Regions from separate parts of the Mus musculus genome. Here all the other regions are linked to region 3. The links are chromatin contacts, found by Hi-C or POLR2A ChIA-PET in ENCODE. All regions are on one chromosome and are shown on one strand. The core of a region is the stretch at or near the end of the contact, and the rest is flanking DNA. Distances in the headings are between cores, read along the strand shown.

The links. A loop is a pair of places that touch in the nucleus more often than their neighbours do. ChIA-PET counts read pairs that join two places held with the same protein, here RNA polymerase II (POLR2A).
Region 1: a loop to region 3 is called in a map of heart, with 2.6 times the contacts of the local background. The contact joins the enhancer-like site here to the promoter of Zfp36l1 in region 3. A Hi-C loop is called at or near these places in 2 of 37 maps with a recorded cell type or tissue (both heart). POLR2A ChIA-PET finds 5 or more read pairs at or near these places in 3 of 5 experiments (Patski and embryonic stem cell).
Region 2: POLR2A ChIA-PET joins it to region 3 with 11 read pairs in embryonic stem cell. The contact joins the enhancer-like site here to the promoter of Zfp36l1 in region 3. POLR2A ChIA-PET finds 5 or more read pairs at or near these places in 4 of 5 experiments (Patski and embryonic stem cell).

What each region holds. Positions count from the first base shown.
Region 1 is chr12:79,942,867-79,947,729 of GRCm38, reverse strand. 4933435C09Rik (a long non-coding RNA gene) reads right to left here. Exons shown (of 3, transcript XR_381736.3): 2 at 1,926-2,051. Among named protein-coding and RNA genes, the nearest start is that of 4933435C09Rik, 8.8 kb to the right of the region's middle. RefSeq lists an enhancer at 1,495-3,932. Within about 2 kb of position 2,930, at least 3 of the 3 ENCODE cell types and tissues checked have a DNase peak (open chromatin) inside an H3K27ac peak, as active enhancers do; they include heart, where a contact is called at or near this core.
Region 2 is chr12:79,861,276-79,866,126 of GRCm38, reverse strand. Gm36132 (a long non-coding RNA gene) reads left to right here. Exons shown (of 4, transcript XR_381728.4): 3 at 489-572. Among named protein-coding and RNA genes, the nearest start is that of Gm36132, 3.9 kb to the left of the region's middle. Within about 2 kb of position 1,711, at least 1 of the 3 ENCODE cell types and tissues checked has a DNase peak (open chromatin) inside an H3K27ac peak, as active enhancers do.
Region 3 is chr12:80,109,836-80,114,473 of GRCm38, reverse strand. It overlaps Zfp36l1 (zinc finger protein 36, C3H type-like 1), which reads left to right and starts at 1,461. Exons shown (of 2, transcript NM_007564.5): 1 at 1,461-1,655; 2 at 3,926-4,638. The coding sequence starts at 1,599. Gm52006 reads left to right here. Exons shown (of 3, transcript XM_030247048.1): 3 at 1-894.

The DNA.
Region 1 (4,863 bases), core at 1,681-4,180, 170 kb after region 3:
CTGGCTAGGGAACCACATACACTATGGAGTCCTCCTTAGTTTCTAAAGGGAAGATGGGTTGCTGCGAAGGACCCTGTGTCCACAGATAAATAGACCGTAAGAGAAAAAACTCAGAGGCCGAGAGAAAAGTCTGGGAGAGAAAAGACTGAGGGCTTTAATTTAGATAACATTAGAATATGAAGGTATATATACATATATGCATATACACATATAAAAATATACATATACAATATATAAGCACACATGTATATGTATACATATATGTATGTATACATATGTGTACATGTACATATATTATATGCATATATTATATAATGTATATGTATATATACATATATGTGTATATATTCCGAATTAGATTGCTTGGGTTTGTGGAAGCTAATACTAACTTCAAGGGGCAGATTTCAGCCTTGCCAGTGGGGAGGCTGGAGAGCTAGTGTGGTCAAGCAGTCTCAAGAAGAGACATGAGTCTGAGAGATGTTTGATTTGGTTTCCTGCAGTTCTCCATGGTGTCTGTGGAGATGCGGCCAGCAGTAGTGGGAGTTTCAGTAGAATTGTGGGAATTTCAGTAGCTAGAGATGGAGGTTCATGGAAGTAACGGCAGGAGACGTGACTCTGGGTGATGAGGACGAGGAAGGGGGCTGGGTTGGCAGAGAGGTAGGTTGGCGTGTACAGAGGAGGAGGACAGCGGAAGACTGGCAGAGAGAAGCCAGGTGATCCCAAGGTAGAATCCAGATGGTGGTCTGGAGGCACAGCGCCCCCAGGAGGCGGCTGCGAGGAAGGTGCGTGGGCTGGGCCTGAGGAAAGGAGTAGACGCAGAAGGTTTGCAGGACCCTATGGGAAGTGTGTTCTGGAACCAGAAGGTGCCAAGTGGGCAGAAAGCAGGTCTGAGGGAAGCCATTCCAGCCCAAGGGAAGAGGCAGCCATGCTCTGGGGTACTGCCACTCAAGGATGACCACGAGTGTACCTTTGAATCGCAGCAGAACCTGAACATGCAGCCTCTGATCCAGGAAAGAAGGAGGCTCAGATGACCGGTGTGGAAGGCCAGGGGCAATACTGGGCCAGGTAAGTAAGTTTAGTTTGCAGAGGAGGTGGGGACACCTGCTGCCCTGGCATGAAGGAAGGTAAGCAGCCATATGAAGGGACTCTGAGGTGAGCCAGGAGAGGCCAGAAAGGGTCTGAGGAAAGACCAGACAGAGCCCTACCAAAGAGGGCCATGAGATGTTCTACAGAGGAAAAATGGAGGTTGGGGCAGAGTCGAGGAATCTGAGAAAGGTGCAGTTCTCAGGGGCAGCTGCCCAGGTGTTGATCCACCCCCAGCATGGTATGGTGCCTAGCCTCCCTGCAGGGTCAGACAAGACAGCTTCAGGTTCAGAGAGGGTGCAAAGATTGATTTAGGTGGGTCCTTCTTGACAGCCTTGAGGAAGTTAGGGACAGAGGGATTGAGGGGACACAGAAAAGCTTGCAAGGGGACACGAGGGGAGCAGGGAATGAGGGATGCACAGAGAACCACAGAAATTGGTGTGGGGCAGAACCTGGGGGAGTGGATGTCCAAGGCACACAGTAAGTAAGCTGTTGAGCCTATTAAGAGGCGGTGTTGTGTCTGGAGAAATGTGGTTGATGCAGGAGGATGGATGGCGAGAGGCAGGGAGAGGCTGGGCCAGTGGCCCAGTTGATTAGAGACCAAGGACGAATCAAGTCCTGACAGACTGTGAATGGAGCCCAGTGCCCTGTGTGGAGAAGTGCTTCTCCCATACAACAGCACTTAGAGGTGCAATGGGTGCTCTCAGAGGTAAGGGGTGGGGTGCTCTGTCCTCTCTCCCTAACCCTGCTTTGTGGGGTCCTTGGCTGAGAGGCTAAGGTTCTAGCTTTATGACTTGGGTGATGCCCCGGGGAAGACATTTTGGAAAAGTGTCTCTTCTTACCTGCTGCCCACCACCAGAGCCTGCTCCAGGGCACTCTAACCCCTTGTCTGGTCCCCTGGCTAGGGGTGGAAAGGGGAAGGGTCAGCCTCTTTTACTCCACTCAAGTGTCTTCTGCATGCCAGGGACCTTAGGCAAGGAAGAGACAGGCCATCAGCACTTCCTGTCTTGGAAGGACAAGCCGCTGCCACCACCGCCAACAGACGGACAGCACAGTGGGATTTCCCGGTTCCAATTTGTTCAGCTCAGTTTGATTCTTTCTTTCCCTAGTGAGATTCATGTGGTGATGTTTGCTCTTCGGCAGCAGTTTACGGGCACAGTGGGGTTTGGAGAGACCTGAGATAGCCACGTGAAGGAAGCAGGTTCTCTGAGGCTGTGCTCTCCCAGCAAGGCCTGGACTCGAACCCATACCCAACTCTCAGGCCCTCAGCCCTTGTCAGATCAACTCCAAGGAGCTTCCATTCCAGGCCTCCCAGGACCCTTGGCCTCACACCACTTCCTGCTAAAAATTGCCACAGGCTTCTCTCCTCAGACCAGAACCTCCCTTTGTTTACTTTACCCCTCAGGACTGGGATTTCTTTGGGCCTGGCTCTCCTTTCCTATTAAGGTCTATGAAAAATGGGTGTGTGTGTGTGTGTGTGTGTGTGTGTGTGATGGGCAGACTGCTGTGCCTGCCCACCTTGGGTTATCTGTGAGTCTCCTGTGCTACCAGCCTGGGGACAGCTCTGGCCCTTGTGCGTCCCTCCCCCACATCTGTACACGCCTATCCTTTCCTGTGTCAATTGACATTTGTCCTCAGTGGGGAGAGAAGACCTAAAGGATTTGCACAGAGAGACCCAGGGCAGAGGGAGATAAATGGAATTTGCAATAAATCCGGGAGCAAAGTTGTAACTTGACTTCAAAACAAACAAAAGGGCCAGAACTGCACTTAAGCTCTGCAGAAGCTCAACTCCCAGTGTAAACAGAAAAGAGCAGTGGGGGTGGGGAGCCTCCGAGGGCCTGGGACAGAGGGGCAGGGTGAGGCTGACTGACTTCCTCCAGAGGATAGGGCTGGGGCAAGGTTTCTGTGGCCTTGCTAAGGGTGGAGGAAGACAGGCCAACTGCTGCTGCCTGCCTCTCTTTTCCCATGACTTTCCTGAAGGGAAAAGTGTCCCCAGGATCTGAAAAGTGTCCCCAGAAAGTCTTTTAGAAGAATGTGTCTGTGGTCTGTGGTCTGTGGCTGGACTAGGAGTTTACCCATCTATCCCACTCCTGGGCTGCATCAGATACCTGCATATCTGTGTGTGTCGCTACACTACTCACAGTAACAGGGAATTAGAGCATGCTTAGATGGCCATCAACACACAAACGCATTGCGAACATGTGGTACTTATACGTGATGGCATTTCATTCGGCTGTAAAGAAAGACAAAATTATGAAACTTGCAGGAAAATGTGTGGACCTGGAAATTATACTCAATGAGGTGGCCCAGATTCAGGAAGAGAACACCGTATGTTCTCTGTCCTATCAGATCTTAGCCTGTGATGTTTATATGTAGATCTGTGGGTGCGAGCATAGATATAGGATGTGAAATGAGGACTGCGACAAGAAGAAACAGGAGACTCGGGGGGGAGGACACAGAAGACACATGAAGAAAAGCAAAACGGAGAGCTGGGGGGGGATGGCTTAGCAGTTAAAAATGCTTGTCTGCGCAAGCCTAACCATCCATGCTCCATCCCCAGAGCCTATGTAAAGATCTAGATGTGGTGGTGCACATTTGTGGTCTCAGATGATAAGCCTATGGTAGGCTTTCTCATTCATACCACCATGCTCACTGAACACGTGCCCAGGGATTGCAGGCAACAGGAGAAGCTAGAAGGAAGGCCTGGACCACACTCTGCCTCAGAGTGCCTGGAAGGAGTCCCTGTTAACAGCATCTTGTCTACAGCACTGTGGGAGAAGAGATTTCCCTTATTCAAGCCAAGGTTCACACCAAGTTTGTGGAAACCAGCACAAGGCTGCCATCATTGGTATACTTGAATCTGGATGTCTTTTCCTTAAAGCCATAAGAGAGACCCTGGGCCAGCCCTGTCACACCACAAGGTTGTCTGAGGAGGCAGAGTCTCTAGAAAAGCACAGAGAAGTGATGGGACCCATTTGGTCGGAAGAAAAAGCAAGACCAAGGGAATGAATTACTCATTCATTCATTCATTCATTCACTTGTTCACTCACTTACCACTGGCTTATGGAACCTACTACAGGCCAGGCTCTTAGAACAAAACTGCACCCAAGGCTAGAGCCAGTCTTGTCCTGATCATAGGAGCTTGGGCCACAAGGTCCATCGTATATCACTGAAAAGGCTGGTTGATGTGTCTGGGATTTTCTCCAACTCTGGGATTGGGTGATTTGGGAGAAGAAAGAAGGGACCAGGGTGTGTTGTGTGTGTGGGGTCATTTTCTATGGTCACAGATGCTGAGAGTCAGGGCAGAAGCAAGGCTGCTGGTGACATGAGCCAGTGAGGAAGTGGCCCTGTGAAGAAAGCATACCTCAGTGGAGGGCTGGTGTGGGCAAGAGCCCAGCAGGGCAGCCACTGGCGAGACGTTGAAGGAGATGAGAAGGTCCCCCCTGACCATCATTAACCATACAAAACCCCAGGTCTCCAAAATAGCTTCAGCTGATTTGTGCTTATCAAATATCAGACTGGAAACCCCAGCAGTTTGTGTAGGATGCTTTCCAGAACGGGAGGGGTCAGGGGAGGATTTTACAAACTTGGCTTCGTGAAGCACAAATTTCCTGGAATTCTGGCCTCCTTGTTCTGGGATCCCCCACCTTCTCATAGGCGTCCTGTTCCTCTCACACACCTGGTGTCTCAGTGAACGGCCACTTTCTAGATGGCCTCTCCAGCCACAGGACATCTGTGTTCCTCAGCTCTTTGGTTTCCTCTTCACATATTTGGGAGTTA
Region 2 (4,851 bases), core at 462-2,961, 250 kb after region 3:
TCAGTCTGTAAAATGAATGCTTACTGTGCTAGCATGAGAACCTGAGTTCATATCCCCAGGGCCCATTTAACTGCCAGGTGTGGTAGTATCTACCTGTAACCTCAGCATGGATGGAACAGAGCCAGGCAGATCCTGGAGCTGTTCGGCCACCTAGTCCAGCCAAATAGAAAGCTGGGTTCAGTAAGAAACTGTCTCAAAAAGTAAGATATCAAGAGAGGAAGACATCATCCTCTGCCTCCATGCATGTAAATCCATACTCATCCCTACATGCACACACACATGTACATGACCACACATAAACACAGACTAGTACATTTGAAACACCTCCTTATTGAGGATTTGGAAAATATAGAAAAGTATAAAGGAGAAAAGATAAGTTATCTGACAATCCCATTTGAAAACAATTGTGATGAATTATTAATAAGTTAACTTCCGTTTTTAACGTAAACTTATATTGGCTCGTTTCTTGCTATTTTCTCTCTATCTAGATGATTCTATAAGCTTGTGCTCTTTGACTCGAGTCGTTTTTACGGTAAAACCAGCCAGCCACTGCCCATAGATGGCTCCGTGAGGTAACTGCCTAGCTTCATAAAAAGTCTGTGTCTTTTCCAACAGGCGAAAGGAGGCCTTCCCTGGGTGCAGAGTTATGTAATTTGTCTAAATCACACAGCACTAAAGGAAGAGCAAACCCACAAATTTGGGTGTGTCTGTGGAGCACATTCACTTCAGCAGATGTTCAGTTGCTCAGAGACACAGACAGCTCCCTCCTGCCGCCTGTGACCCCTGGGAACAGGAGTGTCCGATGGTGGCTGAGCCTGGCCACGGGCCCCAGCCAACCAGTACAGAGAAGGAAGGAGCTCACTATGCCCCGGCTCTTCTCTCCTTCCGCCCTTCTCCACATGCAAGAGGCCAAGAAACTAAACTGCCTAGACTGCAGGTTAGCTTGTAGATACCAGTGGGTTTTTTGAGTTGATGAAATAATTTAATCCAAACCTTCCTTTTCCATGGGGATCAAATTACGAGAAGGTCACAAAACCCGGTTCTGTTGTTCTCAGTCCCGACAGTGCCAGAGAGGGTGTCAAATTTTGTTGTTGTTGCTCATACTGTGGTTTATAGTTGGAACTGTGTGCAGTCACGGCTTTCTTCTCTCCTGGGCACTCTGATTCGTACTGAAACATCTCTCGTGTACAAGTCATGACTGGAGTATCCTGAGCAGCTCTCAGAAGAGCCACTTCCTTGGGCAGATCCAGGCCACAAAGTTGCTGGGGAACATTGGTTGCCACCCTCTAAACGGACAAGCCTTTTGTGAACAGTCCAAAACCAGCAAATGACCCAGGAGTTAGGGCCACCCTGGGATGAAAGTAGGAGGGTCTTTTTCCCCTGTCCTTTATTCCCTTGGGGGACCCTATGAGCTAAGCCGCAGGAGTCCAATAGTCTTAGTGCCACGGACTCTTGGTTGGCCCCGCAGAGATTGATCCAAGATGAAAGTTTGCCGAGCGAGCCAGGCACTCTGCCGCAGTTGGGGTAAGTCAAGCTGGTGTGCCAGTGGGTGAGTCAGCGACCGAAATGCCCTCTCTTCATTGCATAACTCTAAACACAGGCTTTGCCTTCCCGATAATCACTCTCCTGGCGGTGGCACAGCAGGGCTTATTTCCTGAAGACATGCGTGGGAAAAAAAAGTTTTCCAGGCAGACTTAGACACTCAGGCTTCCATGCTGTAAGGAACAGTACTTCCTTCCTCTCCAGCGCTGGTGATATGACTCACAGCAAAACGTGAAGATGACTTTCCTGATGCACCAAATGGCAGCTGGCTGTAGCGACTCAGGCTTGTGGTCCCCAGCACTCCGGAGGATGAGGCGGGAGACCCATGACATTGAGTCTAGGGCTACATATCTGGACCCTGTCTCAAAACAAACTGATAAACCAGCAGACAAATATCAAGAATGAAGAACTTGAGCAATAAGAGGAAACGCATCAAGTGCTAGACACGTGGTACATCCTTCTCTCTACCTAGCTATAATGACCCTCATATTCTGCCCGTTATACAGGTAAGAAAACTGAGGCCTGAGGTTAAATGATATTCTTTCTCTTTCAGTACTCAGAACTGAACCTTGGACCTCATGCTTGCTAGGCACTGAGCTATATCCCCAGTCCTAAATGATGTTCCCAATGTTACAGAGCTTGTAAGAGTCTGAGCCAAAGCTCCAGGAATTCTATTTTCTTTTCCTTTTTCTTTTATTTTATGTATATGAGTACCTTATTGTATATGTATATTTTATTTTATGTATATGAGTGTTTTGCCTGCATTTATGCATATGTACCACGTGCTGGCTGGTGCCCTTGGAGGTCAGAAGGTGGTGCTGGATCCCCTAGACCTGGAGTTATAGTTGTAATCCACCCTGTGGGTGCTGGGAATTGAACTGGAGTCCTCTGCAAGAGCAATAAAGTGTTCTCATCCACTGAGCCATCTCTCCAGCCCCACGTTCTAGTTTCTTAACAGCTTGAAAGTGACAGAAGTGATGGGATTGAGAGAAATCACAAATCCAAAGTATTTTCCATCAGATGGCTTGTCAGACCCAAGGAAGGCTCCTCTTAGAGACGAATGCCTGCCATGCCACACTTCAGCCTTGCTGACTCCGTAGAAACCATGGCTGGCTTCCAGGAAGGGGAGAAATTTGTCCCTGCTCCTGTGTCCAACACTGTTTGGTATTTGGATGAATATGAACAGCTAGTTATGATGCCATTGGGGGTGGGGATTACACTGCAGAGAGGCCTCAACATGCCGTCCAGACAGGGAACATGACTCACCAAGAAGAGACCCCAGGTGGGGAAGCTCTGGGTGGCTGGATTGCTCATAATCTGGTGAGACTAGGCAAAAAAAAAAAAAAAAAAAAAAAAAAAAAAAAAAAAAAAAAGGCCACAAGGACCTCCAGGAAAACACTGTGGTAATTATCATGGCTGCAAGTCCCCAAGTCAGGGGACCTGCCAGAGGCTGTCCCAGGGCCCTAGACTAGAGATCTATGATATTATAAAATAGTTTCCCACTGCTGCTCTAGTGAGTTTCCATACAGTGCCTTACGGCAATGCAGATTTGTTATTTTATACTTCTGGAGATCAAAAGGTGGGTATGGGGCTATAATAAAGCCACTGTCAGAGCCTCACTTCTTTCTAGGGATTCAGGAAGCAAAGTCCGTTGTCTTGCCTTGATCTGAGTATGAAAGTCATCCACAGCCCATGGCTCATGGCTCTTCTGCTCTCAAGCTAGCAACGGCTCATGAGTCATTCTTATACTGTGTGATTCTCTTCTGCGGTTAATGAAGCACTTATGCCACCCTGGATCATCTTTGTATTCTCAAGTCAACCAGCTTGAATCTTAATGCCGTCTCCCACCTTGATTCTTTCTCATCATATGACATATGGATTAGGGTGGTGACATCATTGGGCAACCATTACTCTGCCTAGCACAGGCCTCAAGTGAAAAAGCCAAGACTCCCTTGTCTTAGGGACTCATCACTGTGAAGAGACCGTATGACTAAGACAACTCTTATAAAGGACAACATTTAATTGGGGCTGGCTTACAGTTTCAGAGGTTCAGTCCATTATCATCATGGTGGGAAGCATGGCATCATGCAGGCAGACATGGTGCTGGAGGAGTCAAGAGTTATATATCTTGATCTGAAGGCAGCAAGAAAGGAGGTCTGAATCACGCTGGCCAGAGACCTCACAGCCCCACCTCCATTGTGACATACTTCTTCCAACAAGACCACACCTCCTCCAACAAGGCAATACCTCCTAATAGTGCTACTTCCCATGGGCCAAGCTTATTCAAACCACCACACCCCTTTTATGGTACTCTTGGTCTAGTAGAGAATAGGCTAAATAAGGGGTGACCTCTGCCAGGCATATTGGGAACCTGCTTCAGAGAAAACACCAGGGAAGTTTGTTTCAGAGTGTCTCACTGTGGGTGTCTTAGTTAGGGTTTTACTGGTGTGAACAAATACCATGACCAAGGCAAGTCTTATACAAAACAACATTTAATTGGGGCTGGCTTACAGATACAGAGGTTCAGTCCATTATCATCAAGGTGGGAGCATGGCAGTATCCAGGCAGGCATGGCAACAGGCAGAGTTGAGAGTTCTACATCTTCATCCAAAGGCTACTAGTGGAAGACTGACTTCCAGGCAACTGGGGTGAGAGTCTTAAGCCCACACCCAGAGTGACACACCTATTCCAACCAGGCTACACCTCCAGATGGTGCCACTCCCTGGTCCAAGAATATACAAACCACCACAGTGGGCAACTCATAATCTTCCTGCCTCAGTATCCAAGTGCTGGTATTATGGGTGTGTGCCACACCTGGCACATGATTTGTCCCAAAGAGCTATGGACACTCTTCCCTCCTGTGTAGCCATTGCTGTCGTCTTTGTCATCTTCATCTTTTTACTTTGTGTGGTGAGGACCAAACCCAGGGCCTCATGCTCTTGTAGGTGCACACTGCCCTGCAGGAGACAGCCCTGGTCTTTGCACTTGTATCTTGAAATACTGGAAACACCCCAAGACTAGAGCTGCAATATGTCTGGTCCTCATTAGAACCTAGTTCAGGAGGGCCTTATGTGTGACCTGGCTGACAGAACCTGGGCTCCTCCTGAGCCATGGCTGCATGAAACAGATGAAAAGATGATCGTCCTCCACAGTTAAAGCAGTTCTAAAATCTAGAACATTCCCTAAACTGTGTGTCTTGGGTCACTTAGGAATTCTATTTAAAGCCTGTGGGCCCCTTCATCCACAACCCAGAGCAATCCTCTCAGTCCTCTCCCTTCATCTTGACACAGCCCTGTGAGGAGTGAGAAG
Region 3 (4,638 bases), core at 212-2,711:
CCCGGCGGCCTCGAATGCTGGGAAGAAACGTGCGAGGCCTGGGCGGTGCGGCCCGCGATTTCCGCCCGGGTCTCCACTGCAGCACGCGAGCCGGTGCGGGTGGGAGGCAGCCAGACCTAATAGTAAATAAACACATAGTTCGTGGTTTTAAAGGGCGGTGTAATTCATTGAAGGCCACTGAGTTCCGTGGGTCTTATTGCTTGGTACCCCCAAACCGGGCATAGTGACAAGCCATATGTTCCGTTCGCGTGGGGGCGGGAGAGCAGCAAGAAGTGTCGCTTCCCCCACCTCTACCTTCCTTCTTACCAAAGTAACTTTTTCCCCCCTTGTTTTTAACATTCGGGGATGTGTGGAGGAGGCAGCCCGAATTCAAAGCGCGCGTGGAAAGTGACTTGTTGCTCTTTTATTTTCAGGGGGTGCCCTTGAAAGTCTGGACTTTTCTGCTGTAGCAAGTTTAAAGATCGGTTATGTGAACAAAGCGCCCCATCTAGGTCTGAAAGAATTCTGCCCAGGCAGTGGTGCCCCCACCATACCGGGAAAACGCAGGCTGCCGGCCCAGCACGCGTGGACCCCGCGCTGCGCGCAAAATCTTACTGCTCTCGCCCCCTCCAGCCTAGGCTCTCCTGGAGAAAAAGTTTTCTCTGGTCATCCCTACTTCTTTTGCTCACTGATGGGAAACAACAAACATAAAACTCTTGACTCGAACATTTGGGGTGCTCCGCATTCCTAAACTCCTCGCCCAGCTCATTTTGCGATGGGCAGCCGGGTGTGGACAGGGAAGTCAGGGGAAGGTAAGTCGTGCGGGCACTTGGAGAAGTTTCAAGGGACACTAGCTCAAGATGGAAACCGCAGCCCTGGCCCGCTCAAGACCAGCTCCAGCGCCTGCTAGGAAGAAAAAAAAAAAAAAAAAAGACAGGGGGGAGAGGGAGGGAGGAGGGGGGGGAGAGAGAGAGAGAGAGAGAGAGAGAGAGAGAGAGAGAGAGAGAGAGAGGAGAGTCGAGCCCGCCTTCCAACTCTTAAAAAAAAAAACCAACAAACACAACAACTCGAACTCCGAAGGGGGTGGAATGAGTGATGTCACAGAGCCGAGCAGCGAGGTTGACAAAGGGTGGGCGCCCCTCCCCCTCTGCCGGGCTCGGCCCAGGGGAGGGGCGCCCCCGGAGCCCGCGGACTCGAAACTTTTCCTCTTTAAGAAAAAAAAGTTTTGCGCCGCTCCGAGTGCTTTTTTTTTTTTTTTTTTTCCGCCTTCTTTCCTCGTCTCCCTCCCCCTTCTTCCTTTTGAAAGTTTCTTTCCTCCCCCTTTACCCCTCCCTCCCTCTTGACCGCATGGCTGATTCAACCTCAGTGTCAATCAACTTTTTTTCCGCCTCCTCTTCTTCATTTAAATACGTTTAAAGCTCCTCCTTCCACCCCCCCCAACCCACCAAATCTTATAAATTGGGCTTTGCGCGCCGCAGCCCGGGAGAGTCAGAAAGGCGAGGGGCGCCGGGAGCAGGCGTGTGGGACTCCTGACCGGAGAGCCGGAGGCTGCGCCTTCCCCGCACCGGGACCTTCACGACACACCAGATCCTAGTCCTTGCCCCGTGCGAACGCCCACGATGACCACCACCCTCGTGTCCGCCACCATTTTTGACTTGAGCGAAGTTTTATGCAAGGTAAAGCAGGGCGGAGCGTTGGCTTTTTGAAAGTTTCTCTTGTGCTCCAAGAAACTCTAAAAAGTTTGGGTCTCGGGGACGTGAAGGAGTTTCACTGCTTGCGTTTCCCTCCATGGTGAAGGAATTTGTTTATGTCCTCCTCGCACTTAAGTTTCAGGTCCCAGGTGGGGTTCTGTGAATCCGGGGAGCAAAGTTCTGGGCGACTGCTCCAGTTTGCGGGGCAAGGAGGTGCGGAAGAGTGGTTAGGTTTGGGACGAATTTTGAAGGATTCTTTTCTGCATGGTGCACCTCCGGAGCTGGGCTAAGCGGGTGGGCTCGGCTTCGCAGTGTGCGCCTTGGGTTTCCTGTACCCGCTGGAGATGTTCGAGGTTACCCAACACCTTTTGCTAGGGGTCTCTAGGAAAAGCGAGGTCTCAGGGCGGTATCTGACTGGGAGAATTTTCCTGTCTGTTTTGGGGAGCTAAGAGATAATGCGACGAAGAAAGAGGCCGACTTAAGGTTCAAAAAGATGTAGGCAAAGCGACTTTGTAGTGGAGTTTGTCCGCCCCAGCTGGGCTAGGTTCCCGCTGCGGGAGCTGGTCGATCGTGCTGCAAACTTGGGGCTGAAACTGTTTGCTTACCTGGGTTGTGAGGCACTACGGTTCGTTGACTAAGGAATAGGGGAACAAAATGCTGCCAGACCTCAAGTTCCCGCCAGTTAGGATTTAAGAGGGCCAAAATGGGGCAGTTTGCCAGTCAGGTTTTTGAAAAACAAAACAGAAAAAAACTTTTAAAACCGTAATGTTCCAGGAGTGCGATTGAAATAACTCCGTGAATGTTGTTAATTTTTTGCCCGCTCTACTTCCCCCAACCCCCCAATTTGAAAGGATGAAGCTGCTAGGCTACTTTTAATTGCTGAACTGTTTTTGCCTTCCCTTAAACACGTCGGGTCATGTTGCTCTCTTCCTAGCTCGCTGCTCCTGTCGGTGCAGCTGCCAAGGCCCCGGGGCTGCAGGGTTGGGGTGCAGGGCCGTGCTGGAGTTGAAGAGCAACATCAAAAACTTTGCATTTTCGGCTTCTTTCCCTCCCTGCGTTTTTCCAAGTCTGTTTGCCCTGGCGGCAGCCTGAGCTAGCCAACTCCATCCTGGGCCCCGCTGCCCCGCTCTTTGATCTATTTCTCTTTCTTTTGCCCCCTCCCCCCGCAGGACTTTTTAAATGAACCTCATTGTTGGAAGCGGCTCTCCTCTGGGTTCCTGTAATCCGCTCGGTGGGGTGGTTGCGGTTACAGGGTTACCGATTCCCGATCCCCTGCTGCGGATCCTAAGGGACTAACTTTAGAATTTGCACAATGACACACACCCACATGTGTCAGGGGCCTGGAGATAACTTTCAAGTCTCCCACCCCCACTCTTTTCTAAATCTTAGGTAGTTTGGGCAGGTGACTAGGGCTTGTGGCAGCCTCTGTCCTTGCTCACTCACACACCCCCGCCCCCAATTGACTGAGTCGGGGAGTGTGAGCGTGCTGGTGCTTTCCTTCTCGTCTGCAGCTTTGGTTCAAGATTAAACACTGGTGCTCTTATCCAGAGCTCTCTCGCAGCCAGGAAACCAAGTGCAAAGGCATCTTCCTAGTGAAGGGGGTGGAGAATGCTGGGAGAAAATCCCTCCCAGGGTGTGGGATACCTACCCTTCCCGAACCTTGTGTTTTCAGACACTATATCCCTCTACCCACATCCCAGACTAGGCCCTTCCACAAGCAAGGAAAAAGCACAGTTTGAAAACCTGTTGCCAAAGGAAGGGCACACTTGTGGAAGAGGAAATGGTGGAGAGTGTGGGGCCAGATTTTGTGGGGGTGGGGGTGGCGGGGGGGGGGGGGCGGGTAAGCAGGGACTGATTGAGAGAGGATTTGGCTCATCCTTCCAAACTTCTAAACTAGGTTTACCTGATTCTTTTAGGGGGAGGGAAATGAAAAGGGACTGTCTTGTGTGAAAGGCTCTCTGAGTTGAGGAATGTATAAACGGGGCCCGGATTTTAGAGGGGGGAAAATTAGCTTTAGGGACAGGAGGAAGCTACATATCGGGTCAGCACGGGGCGGGATGAATACATAACTTTTTCTTCCACACACGGCAGGATTTTGCGGTTTCTTATGAGCAGTGCCAAAATAAATCCAGGTGGCTCCTTTTAGAGAGACTGGCCTATCAGATGGAGAGGTGCTGTCCTTTGTGGACACCATGCCCTGGCCTCGTGGATGTCCTCAGTCACTCATCCGTCCCTTTCTTTCCCTCCCCTCCCAGGGTAACAAGATGCTCAACTACAGCACTCCCAGCGCTGGGGGCTGCCTGCTGGACAGGAAGGCAGTGGGCACCCCTGCTGGCGGGGGCTTCCCTCGCAGGCACTCGGTCACTCTGCCCAGCTCCAAGTTCCATCAGAACCAGCTTCTCAGCAGCCTTAAGGGTGAGCCGGCCCCGTCCCTGAGCTCACGCGACAGCCGCTTTCGAGACCGCTCTTTCTCCGAAGGGGGCGAGCGGCTGCTGCCCACCCAGAAGCAGCCTGGGAGCGGCCAGGTCAACTCCAGCCGCTACAAGACGGAGCTGTGCCGTCCCTTCGAAGAAAACGGTGCCTGTAAGTACGGGGACAAGTGCCAGTTCGCGCATGGCATCCACGAGCTCCGCAGCCTGACCCGCCACCCCAAGTACAAGACGGAGCTGTGCCGCACCTTCCACACCATCGGCTTTTGCCCGTACGGGCCCCGCTGCCACTTCATTCATAACGCCGAGGAGCGACGCGCCCTGGCGGGGGGCCGAGACCTCTCCGCTGACCGTCCCCGCCTCCAGCATAGCTTTAGCTTTGCTGGGTTTCCCAGTGCCGCTGCCACCGCCGCTGCCACGGGGCTGCTGGACAGCCCCACATCCATCACCCCACCCCCTATCCTGAGCGCCGATGACCTCTTGGGCTCACCTACTCTGCCCGATGGCACCAATAACCCCTTCGCCTTTTCCAGCCAGGA